Linked DNA regions of Homo sapiens: region 2 is linked to region 1. A link is a loop called in an ENCODE intact Hi-C map of the cell type or tissue named here. Cell type or tissue: A673. All regions are shown on one strand. Each heading gives the region's core, and the rest is flanking DNA. Links, peaks and the distances in the headings are about the cores only.

What was found. Peaks named below come from ENCODE experiments on the same cell type or tissue, not always from the same donor. Only the 100,000 strongest peaks of a DNase experiment are listed, where the experiment ranks them.
Region 2: it touches region 1 in a loop (2.6-fold over the local background); 3 of 110 quality-filtered maps call a loop at or near these places.

The regions. Positions count from the first base shown.
Region 1 is chr9:76,538,620-76,546,958 of GRCh38, reverse strand. No RefSeq gene overlaps it. Among named protein-coding and RNA genes, the nearest start is that of GCNT1, 84 kb to the right of the region's middle. In A673, for the core only: no CTCF peak of the experiment used is centred there; a DNase peak (open chromatin) is centred at 4,408.
Region 2 is chr9:76,481,718-76,490,056 of GRCh38, reverse strand. All of the region lies in intron 2 of GCNT1 (glucosaminyl (N-acetyl) transferase 1), which reads right to left. Among named protein-coding and RNA genes, the nearest start is that of GCNT1, 27 kb to the right of the region's middle. In A673, for the core only: no CTCF peak of the experiment used is centred there; no DNase peak of the experiment used is centred there.

The DNA.
Region 1 (8,339 bases), core at 150-8,149:
ACTACCTCAAGTAAGCATGCATACAACTCCAGTAAATACACTGCACATGTTGTAGCAGGCCACCGTGCATGCAGACAGCCCACCCCAAGAAAGAATCATGCCAACATATAAAACCCCAAGTCAGGCTGGGTGCGGTGGCTCACGCCTGTAATCCCTGCACTTTGGGAGGCCAAGGCAGGCGGATCTCCTCAGGTCAGGAGTTCGAGACCAGCCTGACCAACATGGTAAAACCCTATGTCTACTAAAAAAAATACAAAAATAAGCCGGGCATGGTGGCGGGTGCCTGTAACCCCAGCTGCTCGGGAGACTGAGGCAGGAGAATCACTTGAACCCAGGAGGTGGAGGTTGCAGTGAGCCGAGATGGCACCACTGCACTCCAGCCTAAGCAGCAGAGTGAGACTCCGTCTCAAAAAAAAACAAAAAAAAACCCAAGTCAAAGGTCAAACAGTGCCCTTGATCTCTCAAGTTGCCGGGTTGGCCCTCTTTCAGGTGTACTTTACTTCCTTTAATTTCTCTTGTAAAGCTTTTTAACAAACTTTCACTCCTGCCCTAAAACTTGTCTTGGTCTTCTCTCATTCCTTATGCCTTTTGGGTTGAATTCTTTCTTCTGAGGGGGCAAGAATTGAGGTTGCTGCCGATCCCTAAGGATTTGCTGCCAGTAACAGTAGGAATGCAAAATGGTGCAACCACTTTTTGCAGTTTCTGATAAAGCTAAACATACTCTTACCATATGACTTGGTACCATGTCATATGGTAAGAGTATGTACCATACTTCTACGTATTTACCCAAAAACTCCCCATAAATTTATGTTGACACAAACCCATAAATTTATGTTCACTGCCGAGCACGGTGGCTCACGCCTGTAATCACAGCACTTTGGGAGGCCAAGGTGGGCGGATTATCTGAGGTCAGGAGTTCGAGACCAGCCTGACAAACATGGAGAAACCCTATCTTTACTAAAAATACAAAATTAGTTAGGCATGGTGGCTCATACCTGTAATCCCAGCTACTCAGGAGGCTGAGGCAGGAGAATCACTTGAACCGGGAGGCAGAGGTTGCAGTGAGCCAAGATCATGCCATTGCACTCCACCCCGGGCAACATAAGCAAAACTCCATCACACACAAAAAAATACTATAAGCAAATACTTATAGCAGTTTTATTCATAACTGCCCCAAACTGGAAATGATCCAACTATCATTGAACTAGGAAATAGAAAAAGAAATTAATCTATCCATGTGTGAGACCAAATATATGCCACCAAAATATGACTGTAGGAGACTAGAATATGCAACCCCAAAATATGTCTTTTTGGCATGTTAAAAGAAAAACCTTAGACAAATTAAATTTAACAGAGTTTAATTGATCAAGCAACAATTCACAAATTGGGCAGCCCCCAAGCTAGAATAGTGCAGAGAGACTCGGAGCTGCCTTGTGGTCAAAGAAGATTTATGGACAGAAAAAGGAAAATGATGCACAGAAAATGGTAGTGAGGTACAGAAACAGCTGGATTAGTTACAGCTTAGCCTTTGCTTTATTTGAACAGTTGGCCACCTTTGATTGGCCAAAACTTTGTGATTGGCACGAGAGTAGGTTACAGTCTATTTACACATCCAGTTATGTTAAAGTTCACTCTGTACAGAGAAACCTTTAGGCCAAACATAAAATGTCAGGAGGCAGCTTTAGGCTAAACTTGATTTAACAGGCATGAGGATGATTTTAATGATTATTTTGAGAGACTGCAGTCACAAGAGAAGCTCTAAAGCAGAAGTTAGCTTTTTGTAAGGGAAATTTACATCTATAAAGGAAATTTTCATTTGCAAGGGTGTCTTACTCTATTCTCTGCAACAGGAAGAGAAGGATGACTAAAAATCACTGGAGGCTCTAATCAATGGAGAAGGCACTTAGACTTACATCTGCAAAACACCTTGCTCTTGTTTACACTTTTCCTGATCACCTCCCCACAACTGGCCTTCCTTCCACACTCTTCTGTCTTTCCTTTAGGGGATGATGGTATGTCAGCCTGAACCCAAAGCCATCTCTTTGAGATTTACCCATTTTTCCCTTGGTAGATGGGGAAACCATGTATATATACAAGGTATGCATGTGGATAAACTTCTATTTCTTTTTTCTCTTGTTAATCTACTTTTTGTTACAGGGGTAGCTTTCAACTAAGAACAATGAAGGGTGGGGAGAAAACTAGGTTTCCTCACTGATATGGTTTGCCTGTGTCCCCACCCAAATCCCATCTTGAATTGTAGCTCCCATAATTCCCACGTGTTGTTGGAGGGACCCAGTGGGAGATAACTGAATCATGGGGGTGGTTTCCCTGTTGTGAATAAGATCTGATGGTTTTATAAGGGGAAACTCCTTTCGCTTGGTTCTCATTCTCTCTTGTCTGCTGCCATGTAAGACTTGCCTTTTGCCTTCTGCCATGACGGTGAGGCCTCCCCAGCCACTTGGAACTGAGTCCATTAATCTTTTTCTTTATAAATTACCCAGTCTTGGGTATGTCTTTATCAGCAGCTTGAAAACAGACTAATACCCTTCCCATTTACATATGATGGAATATTGCACACCAATAAAAAGAAAAAACTATTAATAAACATAAGCAAAAATGTTGTTTAAATTCAAATGCATTGTGCTGAATGAAATAAGCCAGACCCCAAAGGTTATATGCTGTAAGAATTCATTGTGGAAAAGGCAAAGCTATGGGGTCAAAAAAGTAGTCAGTAGTTGCCAGGGTAAGGGCTGGAGGGACGGTTAACTACAAAAGGACAGCCCCAAAATTTTTGAGGATAATAAAACTGCTTTTTATCTTGAACAGTGGAGATTACTACATATTTGTCAAAACTCAAAGGCCTCTACAATATAAAGTGAACTTTACTAAATGTAAATTTAAAAGTAAATTTTTTTAAATTTAAAATGAAACACAAAGGAAGAGACAGTGCCTTTTTCTGCTTGATGATGTGCTGGATGCAATGTCTAGAATAAGGGCAGCCATTTTGTCACTGTGAGGCAGCCAGATTGAGAACAAAGCTAATACAGGCAGGTGGCCAGGCAGAAAAGATGAAAGAACCCAGGTATTCAAAGATGTTACTGAGCCACTTGTTATCCAATCCTGAGCCCACTCATCTTTGAACTTATTATGTGAAATAATGATCATTTTCTTTCTGTTTAGGTCATCTTGAATTGGGCTGTTATTTGCAGTCCAAAGTATCCTGTTCCAGAAGTTCTCAATGACTTTGTTTCAAAAATTGCTTTATCCCCATCATTAAAAAAATAGGGTTTAGGGGTCTGTTGAAGGTTTTGAATAATTTACAACTTGTGTTTAGATCCAGCTTATACAGTACCATTTCTTTCTTTCTTCTTCTTCTTCTTTTTGTTTTTTCTTTTGAGGCAGGATCTTGCTACGTTGCCCAGGCTGGACTAAAATTCCTGGGCTCAAGTGATCCTTCCACCTCAGCCTCCTGTGTAGCTTCCTCCACAAACTGGAAGAAGGTGGCCAAACGTGACCCACAAATTAATCTATTTTCTTTCTTTTTTCTTTTGAGATGGAGTCTTGCTCTGTTCCCCAGGCTGGAGTGCAATGGCACAATCTTGGCTCACTGCAACCTCTGCCTCCCGGTTTCAAGCAGTTCTCCTGCTTCAGCCTCCCAAGTAGCTGGGATTACAGGTGCGCACCACCATGCCCAGTTAAATTTTTTGTATTTTTAGTAGAGACGGGATTTCACCATGCTGGCCAGGCTGGTCTCGAACTCCTGACCTCGTGATCTGCCCGCTTTGGCCTCCCAAGCAGTTCTCCTGCCTCAGCTTCCCAAGTAGCTGGGATTACAGGTGCGCACCACCATGCCCAGCTAAATTTTTTGTATTTTTAGTAGAGACGGGATTTCACCATGCTGGCCAGGCTGGTCTTGAACTCCTGACCTCGTGATCCACCTGCTTCGGCTTCCTAAAGTGCTGGGATTACAGGCGTGAGCCACCGCGCCTGCCCAGTTAATTGATTTTCTTCACGAGTACTTTATGTGTCTTCTCATCTTTTTTCACAAGAGTCAAAGTGCATTAATTATAATTAAAAAGAATAATGGCATACATGACCTTAAATTTGAATAATTTTGAAATCAAAGAGAATTAATTTCAAATATTTATTTGGCATATACTCAATGTCAGACCCTATGAAGCAGCATCATTTGTTTGGGGTAGTACTGGAGGTTCATTGTCTCATACCAAGGAAATCAAGGACATGGACACATGTGGAGCGAGATTAAGAGCAGAGGTTTAATAGGCAAAAGAAAAAGAAAGGAGAATAGCTCTCTCCTGTGAGAAAGAAGAGCCCCCACGTGGAACTTCCAGCCTAAAGCAGAATGCACTGGATTTTATAGACAGGCGTGAGGAGGCGGAGTCTGATTTACATAGGGCCCAAAGATTGGTTAGAGCAGGTTCTTCCTTTACAAAGCACGCTGGGAAGCTGGACACCCAACCCTAGTCTTATTATGCAAATGAGCTTTCCACTTGGCCAGGCCATGTTGTCTGCTCCCTACTGCACACATGGTTGGAAAGGAAGAGGGAAGTTGGAACTGCCATTTTGAACATGCCTAGTCCCAGGTGGACTTTTCCTATTGGCACAACTGCCAGCATTCACCCGTGCAAGCTTCTAGCCTGCCTTTCTGTGTCTGCAGCTCGATTTTATAGGCTGCTCTTTGTTAGAAAAGAAAATGATTTGGGGGCTGCTTTTCATTAAAAGGAAAACCTTACGGAGGGCTTCCTTACTCTCACTCTCTGCCTAAATAATTTCTTCCTAACTCCTATATAACCTATGAGATGTAGTAATAAATCTAGCAGTGCCCCAGTTCTTACTGAGCATACAGTCAAGTAGGATAGATAGACATTGACCAGGTAATTCCAAATGTGACAAGCATTATAAACAAAAGAAGGACAGGATGTGTTGGATACATATATCAGGTGTATGAAAACCAGCTCAGATGTGCCAAGAATTCCCCTGAAAGTGACATTTAGGCCAAGATCCAAGGCAGAAGCCAGCAAGACAGGGGATAGGGGAGTGAGGCAAAAAGATGAAAGGCTATTTTGGTGCGAGTGATGCATGATGTGAGGGACCAGTCTGAAGCAAAGACAATTTAAGGCAGCCACCTTGATGCAGCTCTTTTCATTTAGGGAATATTTTTAAACTGCAGTTTTGACAAAAATGTGTTGATTTTAAAATTATTCTTTTTGCGCCGGGTGCAATAGCTCATGCCTGTAATCCCAGCACTTTGGGAGGCTGAGGCAGGTGGATAACCTGAGGTCAGGAGTTCAAGACCAGCCTGGCCAACCTCGTCTCTACCCAAAATACAAAAATTAGCTAGGCGTGGTGGTGCATGCCTGTAGTCCCAGCTACTCGAGAGGCTGAGGCAGAAGAATTGCTTGAATTGGGGAGACAGAGGTTGCAGTGAGCCAAGATTGTACCACTGCACTCCAGCCTGGGCAACAGAGCAAGACTCCATTTCAAAAAAATTCTCAATAAAATCAATCAATCAATCAATAAGTAAATGTATTCTTTTTATTACCAGTGATGCCTGCAATAGAGCTTCTTTACTCTTAACCCTGTGGTTCTCAACTAAAGGTACTTTTGCTTCTCAGGACACACTTGGCAAAGTCTGGAGATACTTTTGGTTGTCACAGCTGAAAGGGGGTTCTACTAGTATCTAATGGGTGTGGGACAGGGATGCTGCTCAGCATCCTACAATGCAGTAAAGCATTAGCAAATATATTTGCTATACTCCGGGAAGTGGAGGGGTCTTTTGAAGGTTTTGAATAATTTACAACTTGTGTTTAGATCCAGCTTATACAGTATTATATTTTAATACTGTATAAGCTGATTGCTATATTTTAGCAATCATTTTTAGCTAAAATTTCTTCTCTCCTCTTTATCCCTGCAACAGTTCCCTGCAATACTGAGTATAAATCTGATATATATTATAATTAGAAAGCCTGCAATAAGAAGTATGCATTTAAAAGCTGTATTAATGGAAAGCAAACTGCTATTATTGAGACAAATATATAGTTTTTACTGTGCAGTCCATGAAGCCAAATTCTTAAGTCCAAATTCTTAGAGTCATCACTGGACTTGACAGTTCTTTCTGGACAAGCCAGTCTAGCGATCTGTAGTCTTCTATTTGTGATCTATTGGTCTAATTCCCACCCATCCTTCACTACAGCCAGAAAAGCCACTTCATGTGGGACCTCTTCCCCAGAGAATGGGGTCAGTGATTAAAAAAATCTTGGGGAGAGAGGAAGCCTGTCTTACTGACTATATAATGACTAATGATTGCTTTATTTTTTAGCCTGTGTCAGGTGGTCCCAAATCATAATAACCTAATCAGCATCATGTGGTGCCAAACAGTAAGTAACTGATCAAAGTGGGACACAGGAGCCACCCTGAAGGAGCTCTCACTGGCCAAATCTGGAATAACTGAGCACAAAAATAGTAAGAGTAACAGAACCCATGTGTTCATTACAATATCTTGAAAATTTTAAATGGAATGGAACAGGGCAAAAAGAAACTTCTTCTTTGCATAAAAATACCAGCTAATAAATGGAGAATAAATGATTGAATTAGAAAATCACCAGTTTGCAACAGTTGATTCAGCCAAGAATTATCAATGAATATTAATATTCATTGATGCTTTGAGATGGGGGTTAGGACAGGATTTCTCAAAAATCTTTTTTTTTTTTTTTTTTTGAGACAGAGTTTTGCGCTTGTTGCCCAGGCTGGAGTATAATGGCTCCATCTCGGCTCACAGCAACCTCCGCCTCCCGGGTTCAAGCGATTCTCCTGCCTCAGCCTCCCAAGTAGCTGGGATTACAGGCATGGGCCACCATGCCTGGCTAATTTTGTATTTTTAGTAGAGACGAGGTTTCTCCATGTTGGTTAGGCTGGTCTTGAACTCCCAACCTCAGGTGATCCGCCTGCCTCAGCCTCCCAAAATGCTGGAATTACAGGCGTGAGCCACCACGCCCAGCCTTCTCAAAAATCTTAAAATCTTTGAGTGAGGCTGGGTGCGGTGGCCCATGCTGGGAATCCCAGCCCTTTTGAGGCTGGGGCAGGATGATCTCTTGAGGTCAGGAGTTTGAAACAAGTCTGGGCAACATAGCTAGACTCCTGTCTCTACAAAAAATGAAAATGATTAGCCAGGCATGGTGAGTGTGTGCCTGTAGTCCTAGCTAACTTGGGAGGCACAGGCAAGAGAATCTCTTGAGCCTAGGAGTTCAAGGATGCAGTCAGCTATGATGGTACCACAGCACTCCAGCCTGGGTGAGAGAGCAAGATCCTGTCTCAGAAAAAAAAAAAAATGCATATATATACGTATATATACGTATATATGTGTATATATTTGAGTGAAAAGATTTTGATTTTGGGAAATCAGATATTCAAAATATCACACAAAATATCTTTGCAATGAAGAAATATGACAAACCTCACCAACTTTGACCTCAGCAATGATGGAACAAACACATCGTGGACTTCCTGATGTAATAAACTAAGGACACAAAATGGCCATCATAGCTGCTGTATAATAAAGAATTTGTCTGGTGTTTATCCATGATTTTTGCTATGGAGCTTTTATAACCCTTGGTTATACATTTATTAAATGTATCACCTCTGAGTTTATGCAAAAGAAGTAACTCAGTGTGGGTCCCCAGATGGCTTCAGGATGGGGACTAGTTATCTGTAAGACCAACCACATGATTAGAGGATTGGGACTTTCAGCCAGCACATCCTCTGGGAAGGGGGAGGGGGCTGGAGACTGAGTTCATTCTGGTGGACAATTGAAGGCAGTCTTCTTGGGAACTATGTCCTTTGCTTGTGGGATCTACGCTAACTCCAGGTGGTTAGTACCAGAATTGAATTGCTGTACACCATTGAATGTCAAGATAATAGCCTTTTTACCAATAATACTTAACTTGGATCCAAACACAAAACAATCAGACAAAAACAAATAAGGAATATTCTGCAAAATAACCCGCCTAGGCTCTTCAGAAGTGGCAATGTCAAGAAAGACACACACACACACATGCACAAACACACATACACATACATGTGAACACACACACACAAATACAAAGACTGGGGAAATGTTCTAGATTCAAGGATACTAAGGAAACATAACAACTAAGTGAGATGTGATCTTTAGATCCTGAACTGTAAAAACAAACAAAAACAAGAGCTTGAGGGCTTTGAAGAAGAATGTCCTTGTTTTTAGGAGATACATGAGAAGGATTTAACAGTAACTTGTCATCATGATGCCTGCAACTTAATCTCAAACGCTTCAGCAAAAACAA
Region 2 (8,339 bases), core at 234-8,233, 57 kb after region 1:
ATGACAGCCATCTTGCTATTACTTGCCTTCGGGCCCTGTATTTTTAACCTCCTTGTCAAATTTGTTTCCTCTAGGATTGAGGCCATCAAGCTACAGATGATCTTACAAATGGAACCCCAAATGAGCTCAACTAACAACTTCTACTGAGGACCCCTGGACTGACCCACTGGCCTTTTGACTGGCCTAAAGAGTTCCCCTCTGGAGGACACTACAACTGCAGGGCCTCTTCTTAGCTCTTATCCAGCAGGAATTAGCTAGAGCGGTCATCACCCAATTCCCAACAGCAGTTGGGGTGTCCTGTTTAGAGGGGGGATTGAGAGGTGAAGCCAGCTGGACTTCCTGGGTCAAGTGGGGACTTGGAGAACTTTTCTGTCTAGCTAGAGGATTGTAAAAACACCCATCAGTGCTCTGTGTCTAGCTAGAGGATTGTAAATGCACCAATCAGCATTCTGTAAAAATAGACCAATCAGCACTGTGTAAAATGGACCAATCAGCATTCTGTAAAACGGACCAATCAGCAGGACATGGGCGGGTCCAAATAAAGGAATAAAAAGCTGGACACCTGAGCCAGCAGTGGCAACCCGCTGGGGTCTCTTTCCACGCCTGTGGAAGCTTTGTTCTTTTGCTCTTCACAATAAATCTTGCTGCTGCTCACTCTTTGGGTCCACACCACCTTTAAGAGCTGTAACACTCACTGCAAAGGTCTGCGGCTTCATTTTTAAAGTCAGTGAGACCAAGAACCCTCCAGAAGGAACCAACTCCAGACACATTATGATTATGGTTTGACCAATAAAGTTTGGCAAAAGAAATACTATGTCACCATCAAGGCAAGGTCATGTAAAACCATGCAGCTTCCGCCCAGTTGTCTTGAAAAATGTGCTCTCTAGATAGAGGCTCCCTTTTAGAACCAGCTTCCATGCTGTAAGAAGCCACATGGAGAGACCAGATATAGGTACCTTAGTCAACTGTTCCAGCTGAACCCTGTTTTCAAGTAATCCCAGCCAGATGTCTGACATGTGAGTGAAGAAGCCATCAGATGACTACAGCCCCTAGTAACTCCAGTCTTCACCGAATTCTTGACCAACAGAATGTGTGAGCAAAAAAATAAAATGATATTGTTGTATCCTACTACATTTGAAGTGGTTTGCCTCATAGCAATAGATGACTAGAACAAACAGGAAACCACATAAATAGAACTAGCAAATAAAAAGAGCCCTTGAAAATTATTAACATGATAGCAAAAATGAAAAACTCGGCCAGGTGCGCTGGCTTAGGCTGGGCACAGTGGCTCAGGCCTGTAATCCCAGAACTTTGGGAGGACGAGGCAGACAGATCACCTAAGGCATGAGTTTGGGACCAGCCTGGCCAACATGATGAAACCCTGTTTCTACTAAAAGTACAAAAATTAGCGGGGCATGGTGGTGTGTGCCTGTAATCCCAGCTACTTGGGAGGCTGAGACAGAACAATCGCTTGAACCCAGGAGGAAGAGGTTGTAGTGAGCGGAGACTGTGCCATTGCACTCCACCCTGAGCAACAGAGCAAGACTCCAGCTCCAAAAATAGAGAAACTCAATAAAAGGGTTGGAAGATAAAGTGAGAAACACTCACAGCGAGTTAAGCAAATAGACAAACTGAGGGATGAGAAAATAAAACAAAACATACAGTAATTTAGAGAACTAGATCAGGAGACCTACCATACGAATAACAAGAGCTCCAGAAAAAGAAAACAGAAGAAAAAGAAAAAAGGAAAGAAGTCGTCAACTAAATAATTCAAGAGTATTTCCCAAAATGAAAGAATGGTTTCTAGATTGCAAAATCTTCTAGGGTATCAGCACAGTGGATGACAATAGACCCACACCAAGATGTATTCATTAATCATGAAATGTCAGAACAATGGGAGGAAGAATACTGCATATACTTTCAGGGGAGGGGGGAAACTAAGCCACATCAAATGGATTCAGAAGCAAAATGTATTCCAGCTACTGTCCAGCTACTGGAGAATGAGTTATATTCAATAATTATTAGACAGGTGCCATGGCTCATGCCTCTGATCCTAGCACTTTGGGAGGTGGAGGCGAGTGGATCGCCTGAGCCTAGGAGTTCAAGACCAGCCTGGGCAACACGGAGAGACTCTGTCTCTACAAAAAATATGAAATTATCTGCGTGTGGTGGTGTGCACCTGTAGTCCCAGCTACTCAGGGGACTGAGGTGGGAGGATCACCTGAGCCCAGGAGGTCAAGGCTGCAGTAAGCCATGATCGCACCACTGCACTCCAGCCTAGGCAACAGGAGTGAGACCCTGTCTCAAATATATGTATGCATTATTAACCAAGAAAGGGGAGGATGTAAGAATCAGAAAGGAGATCTAACCGAAGAAGAAAAAAAAGAGAATCCCCAGGTCAAGGAACATCTAGGCCATATAACAAGCCAACAGACAACCACAGCAGACTGGAACCTGTCAGAAGGCCCTGGGAGAGACATCTTCAAGAAGACAAAACTGGCTGGGCGCGGTGGCTCATGCCTACATATGCACGTAAGCATATGCACACATCTATGCATAAACAAACCGCTGATGGATAAACCTGGGTCACCAACCTATTGCCCTTCGGCAGCAGGAAGCATGGTCTAAGTTCAGTTGGCTTCTAGTCCCAGTGAATACTTATCAATTTCACTGACTCTCCAAGGACTACTGTTCAGTGTCCCAGAGGCTGCTGTGACTGGAGCAAAATACCAACTACTGTGTTTGATGTCAAAGCCATGCCAGTATCTCGGAGGACTGTGACCCAAGTGAGGGAGCCCAAACGCCACCCAAGGTAGGTCAAGGGAAGGAGCAGGAAACAGGTAAGATCACAAGGCGAAGGCCTTGCCATTCAGGGTGGAGTTCTTTCTGGCCAATTGCACTTTCATAGCCTCATCTCATCTTAGGGTATTTGGTCTCTGTCCCCACCACAACCTTGCCCTGCTTGGAGGGTAGTCTCTGATACCTGTCTGTGACTCCCTGCAGTGAGCTGCTTAGCTCCTCTGTGGTCTCACACTGAACAAACTGCTGAGACCCTAACTGTGGCTGGCCATGAGGAACCGGCCAAGCTCTTCTGCTAAAAATTTAGATCTAGTTTTGTTTGTTTGTTTGTTTGTTTGTTTTAAGTAGAGATGAGGGTCTCACCATTGTGGCCAGGCTGGTCTCGAACTCCTGACCTCAAGTGATCCACCCACCTCTGCCTCCCGAAGTGCTAGGATTGTAGGCATGAGCCACTGCACCCAGCCCTATTCTTTCTTCTCTTTTGACTGCCAGAAAAGAGTTCTGTTTCTAGTTCCCCACAAACTTGCAGGAACTGAAGATATCTAAAAGCATACTCTGTTTAAGATAAAATGATAATAAGCAATTTTTCAAAAAAGGCTAAGTCCCTCAAACACAAAGAATATAACTGAAGTAGTAGCATCAAAAATTTGAAAATTAGAGGTAGTGAATGATAACTGACTTGGAGATCTCAGGAAGCTGAATCCTAAAGCAGGCTATGGGGAAAGCTGAGACCGTGCAATTTACAGCCCACCTTCTGCTGAAAGGTAGACTAAAATAGAGCAATGCTTTCCAAATTCTGAAGGAAAACTGTTTTCAACTTGGAATTCTAAATAACCAGCCAAGCTATTGGTCAAATGTGATGTAACAGAAAGGCATTTTTATACAGCAAAGTCACATGCACCTTTCTCAGCAGGTTACTATGAGAAGTATGCCACTAAAAGATGAAATTCACCAGCAACTGTAAGAGCATTAACAACATCACTAACCTGGAGTGCTTAATATGCTCTGGAACTCTTCTAAATGGCTTACCCGTATTAACACATAGAATCTTCAGGAGAATGCTACATAGAAAGTATTATTTTCCAGATAAGGAAACTGAGGCATAAAGAGGTTAAATAGCTCTTCGAACGTCATATGGCTAGTAAGCAGAAGAGCTAGGCTTCAAACTCACATAATCTGGCCCCCAAGTTTGCGCTCTACTGCCCATTAAGAAAAAGACAGGATCTGGCCAGGCACAGTGGCTCACGCCTATAATCCCAGCACTTTGGGAGGCCGAGGCAGGCAGATCACTTGAGGTCTGGAGTTCAGGCCAGCCTGGCCGATATGGCGAAACCTCATCTCTACTGAAAATACAAAAATTAACCAGATGTGGTGGCGCACACCTGTAATCCCAGCTACTTGGGAGGCTGAGGCAGGAGAATCACTTGAACCTGGGAGGCGGAGGTTGCAATGAGTGAGACTGAGCCACTGCACTTCAGCCTGGGTGACAGCAGAGTGAGACCTTGTCTCAAAAAAAAAAAAGGAAGAGACAGGATCCAGTAATCAAGGGACCCAATATAAATGAGAGGCAACAGAAATCCTAGGATTACAAAGACAGATCCCAAGATGATGGTTGTGTGGGAGTACTAGGAAGAAACCAGTCCTTAATTAAAGCAAGTAAACAGCTCCAGAAAATATTTGAGAGAAACAGAGAACCCCTGCTGTAAATTAATGGATTTAGAAGAGATTTTGATAACTAAGGTAGAGTTCAGAATTAAATAAGTAAAATGCAGGCCAGGTGCAGGCCAGAATTAAATAAGTAAAATGCAGGCCTCCCAGCACTTTGGGAGGCCGAGGCAAGCTGATCACTTGAGGTCAGGAGTTCAAGACCAGGCTGGCCAACTCGGCAAAACCCTGTCTCTACTAAAAACACAAAAAATTAGCCGGGTGTGGTGGCATGCGCCCATAATCCCAGGTGCTTGGGAGGCTAAGGCAGGATAATCACTTGAACCTGGGAGGTGGAGGTTGAAGTGAGCCGAGATAGCACCACTGCACTCCAGCCTGGGTGACGGAGTGAGACTCCATCTCCAAAAAACATAAAAGTACATATAATAAACAAACAATATGAAAAAATGCCATTGAGTACAAGTGAGTAAAATATGCCAACAAGTATGTACAATAAAAGAAATCATGGTCGGGCGCGGCGGCTCACGCCAGTAATCCCAGCACTTTGGGAGGCCAAGGTGGGCGGATCATGAGGTCTGGAGTTTGAGACAAGCCTGGCCAACATGGTGAAACCCCGTGTTTACTAAAAATACAAAAATTAGCTGGGTGTGGTGGCACGAGTCTGTAGTCCCAGCTACTCTGGAGGCTGAGGCAGGAGAATCACTTGAATCTGGGAGGCGGAGGTTGCAGTGACCCAAAATGGTGCCACTGCACTCCAGCCTGGGTAACAGAGTGAGATTCCATCTCAGAAAAAAAAAAAAAAAAAAGCAATCATGGTATGCTATGCTCAGTTTATACATGGCTATAGTAATATAAACATTGAGTTGTGGTCAAACAAAAAGCATGACAATATACAGAGGGTCTCAAAACTATTTTCATAATAATACTAGGCCATTCTGCACCCTTTTCACTCCCTCTGTGTTATATACGGCGCAGTTTTCCAGGGTCTACATGATGTGTTTGTTTTCAACAGAATAAGTGCAGAAGTATCAGAATTCAGGTATTTTCTATTAAGTCAAACAGTAAAAGAGATTTGCAAAAATACAAAAACACTGTTATTCTTCCAATTTTTCTGAAAAGATTTTCACAAGAAATTACTTATGTTAAAATAAAGGGCTTATCATTGTTATTTTCACAGAAGTAATACTTAAGTTTTTTGCTTTCTCTCTCTTTTTTTTTTTTTTAAGACAGGGTCTCAATCCATCACCCAGTCTGTAGTACAATGTCATTATCTTGGCTCACTGCAGGCTCAAACTCCTGGGGATCCTTCCACCTTAGCCTCTCAAGTAGCTGCAACCACAGGTGCACCTGGCTGCTTATTTTTGTAGAGATAGGGTCTCACTATGATGCCCAAGCTGGACTTAAACTTGATCTTGAATTCCTGGCCTCAAGCAAGCCTCCTGCCTTGGCCTCCCAAAGTGCTAGGATTACAGGCGTGAGCCACCATGTCCAGCCTCAGTTTTACTTTCTGATAGAATATATACCAATAGATATAACCCACATAAACAAAAGCTCTTTGTGATCCTCAGTGATTTTTTTAAAGTATAAACAGTGCTGAAATAAAAAAGTTTTCAGGCCAGGCATGGTGGCACACACTTACGATCCCAGCTACTTGGAAGGTTGAGGCGGGAAGAACACTTGAGCCCAAGAGTTCCAGATCAGCCTGGAACAACCTGAATCAACATAGCAAGACCCCATCTCATATTTAAAAATACACACACACGACAAAAAGTTTTTCAGAATCATTGACTTTGGGGATGAGAGACAGCCAGGAAATGAGTGCAAGTGTGGTGGAGGGTTTTGGTTGAAAGAGAATTAAACCCTCCTTAATGGTCAGGTGTGGTGGCTTGTGCCTGTTATCGTAGCACTTTGGGAGGCTGAGGTTGGAAGATCACTTGAGCCCAAGAGTTTGAGACTAGCCTAAGTAAAATGGTGAGATACCATCTCTACAAAAACAAGAAAAATTTAAAAATTAGCTGGGTGTGGTGGTGCACGCCTGTAGACCCAGCTACTCAGAAGGCTGAGATGGGAGGATCACTTGAGCCCAGGAGTTCGAGGCTGCGGTGAGCTATGATTGCACCACTGCACTCTAGACTGGGTGATAGAGAAAGACCCTGTCTCTATTAAAACAAAAAACAATAAAAAAAAAACCCCTCCTTAATAGTAGAAAGAACTTAAAGCTGAATAATTTAGAAACCATATAAGCATTATTATTTAGAGATATGAAAATACACACCTAAAGAAATCTGTAAAAAGTTGAAAATGGTTAACTTCAGGGCTATGCAGTAGAGAATGTTAGCTAGTAGTCACATGCAACTACTGAGCACTTGAAATGAGGCTAGTCTCAACAAATACTTTTTTAAAATTTTAATTATTTACATTTTAAAACTTGAAGCAGTATTAAATGTCTTTCCCTTAAACACATTACTGTTTCGGTAGGACTATATTTCACTTTAATGACATCATGTAAGATACTATTATTACATTGTAATACAAATATTAGACACATGTATCATTTCAATATTTCACTTTTTTATACTGTTTACATATTAACATTATAAAATTTTGATATACTAGATTAAAGATAATATACTGTTAATTTGGCCAGATGCAGTGGCTCACACCTATAATCCCAGCACCTTGGGAAGCTGAGGCAGGAGGATCACTTGAGTCCAGGAGTTTGAGACCAGCCTGGGCAACACAGTGAGACTCCCATCTCTACCAAAAAAAAAAAAAAAAAAATTAGCCCGGTGTGGTGGCGCATGCCTGTAGTCTCAGCTACCCAGGAGGCTGAGGTGGGAGGATCACCTGAACCCAGGAGATTGAGGCTGCAATGAGCCATGATCACACCACTGCACTCCAGCCTGGGTAAGAGAGCAAGACCCTGTCTCAAAAGGATAAAAAAAGATTTTACCAGTTCTTTTTTTTTTGAGATGGAGTCTCCCTCTGTTGCCCAGGCTGAAGTGCAGTGGTGCAATCTTGGCTCACTGCAAGCTCTGCCTCCTGGGTTCACGCCATTCTCCTGCCTCAGCCTCCTGAGTAGCTGGGACTACAGGCGCCTGCCACCACGCCCGGCTAATTTTTTTTTGTATTTTTAGTAGAGACAGGGTTTCACCGTGTTAGCCAGGATGGTCTCGATCTCCTGACCTCGTGATCCGCCCGCCTCAGCCTCCCAAAGTGCTGGGATCACAGGCATGGAGCCACCACGCCCAGCCCTGATTCTTTTTTTTTTAATGCTGCTACTAGAAAATTTTATTTCTCACATTATATTTCTAATGGACAATGGAGTTTTAGGGAGTAGGAGATTTGGGGGGCCATTGGGAGAAGCATGCTGTTTTTCGTAAGTACAACTCTTTGTTGGGAGGCAATTCGCCATGGGTGGCTTGCATTTCTGTACATCTTGCAAGTGAGGCACTGTCTTTTTGTTCCAGATAATTTTTTCAAGGCTATTTTTATAGCAAACAGCCTAGAAAGACAGAGATGGTGTTTCCCTCCCTAGCAAAGGGCAAACCTTCTTACTGACAATATAATAAAGACAATGTTACCTGGGGCAAAGCACAGCATGCTTACTGCCCACTATAAAAGATTTGGCTTCTCTAAGCTCAGGGTTTCTTTCCCATAATGCAACCCACTGTTTGTAGTTATCACTTGGCCCTCTTCATACTGCCCTGTGGGAATTAAGGCTCTAGCAACCTAAAAGAAAAATGCTGATCCTCTGCTACTGCTTAATATAGGTCATAAATGGCACTTCATCTCTGGCCCAGGAGTCTGTGTCTTTTGCCAGGATCCATGAAAATTGTTAACAGGCTTGTTAACTTTCAAGTAGGGTAAAATCT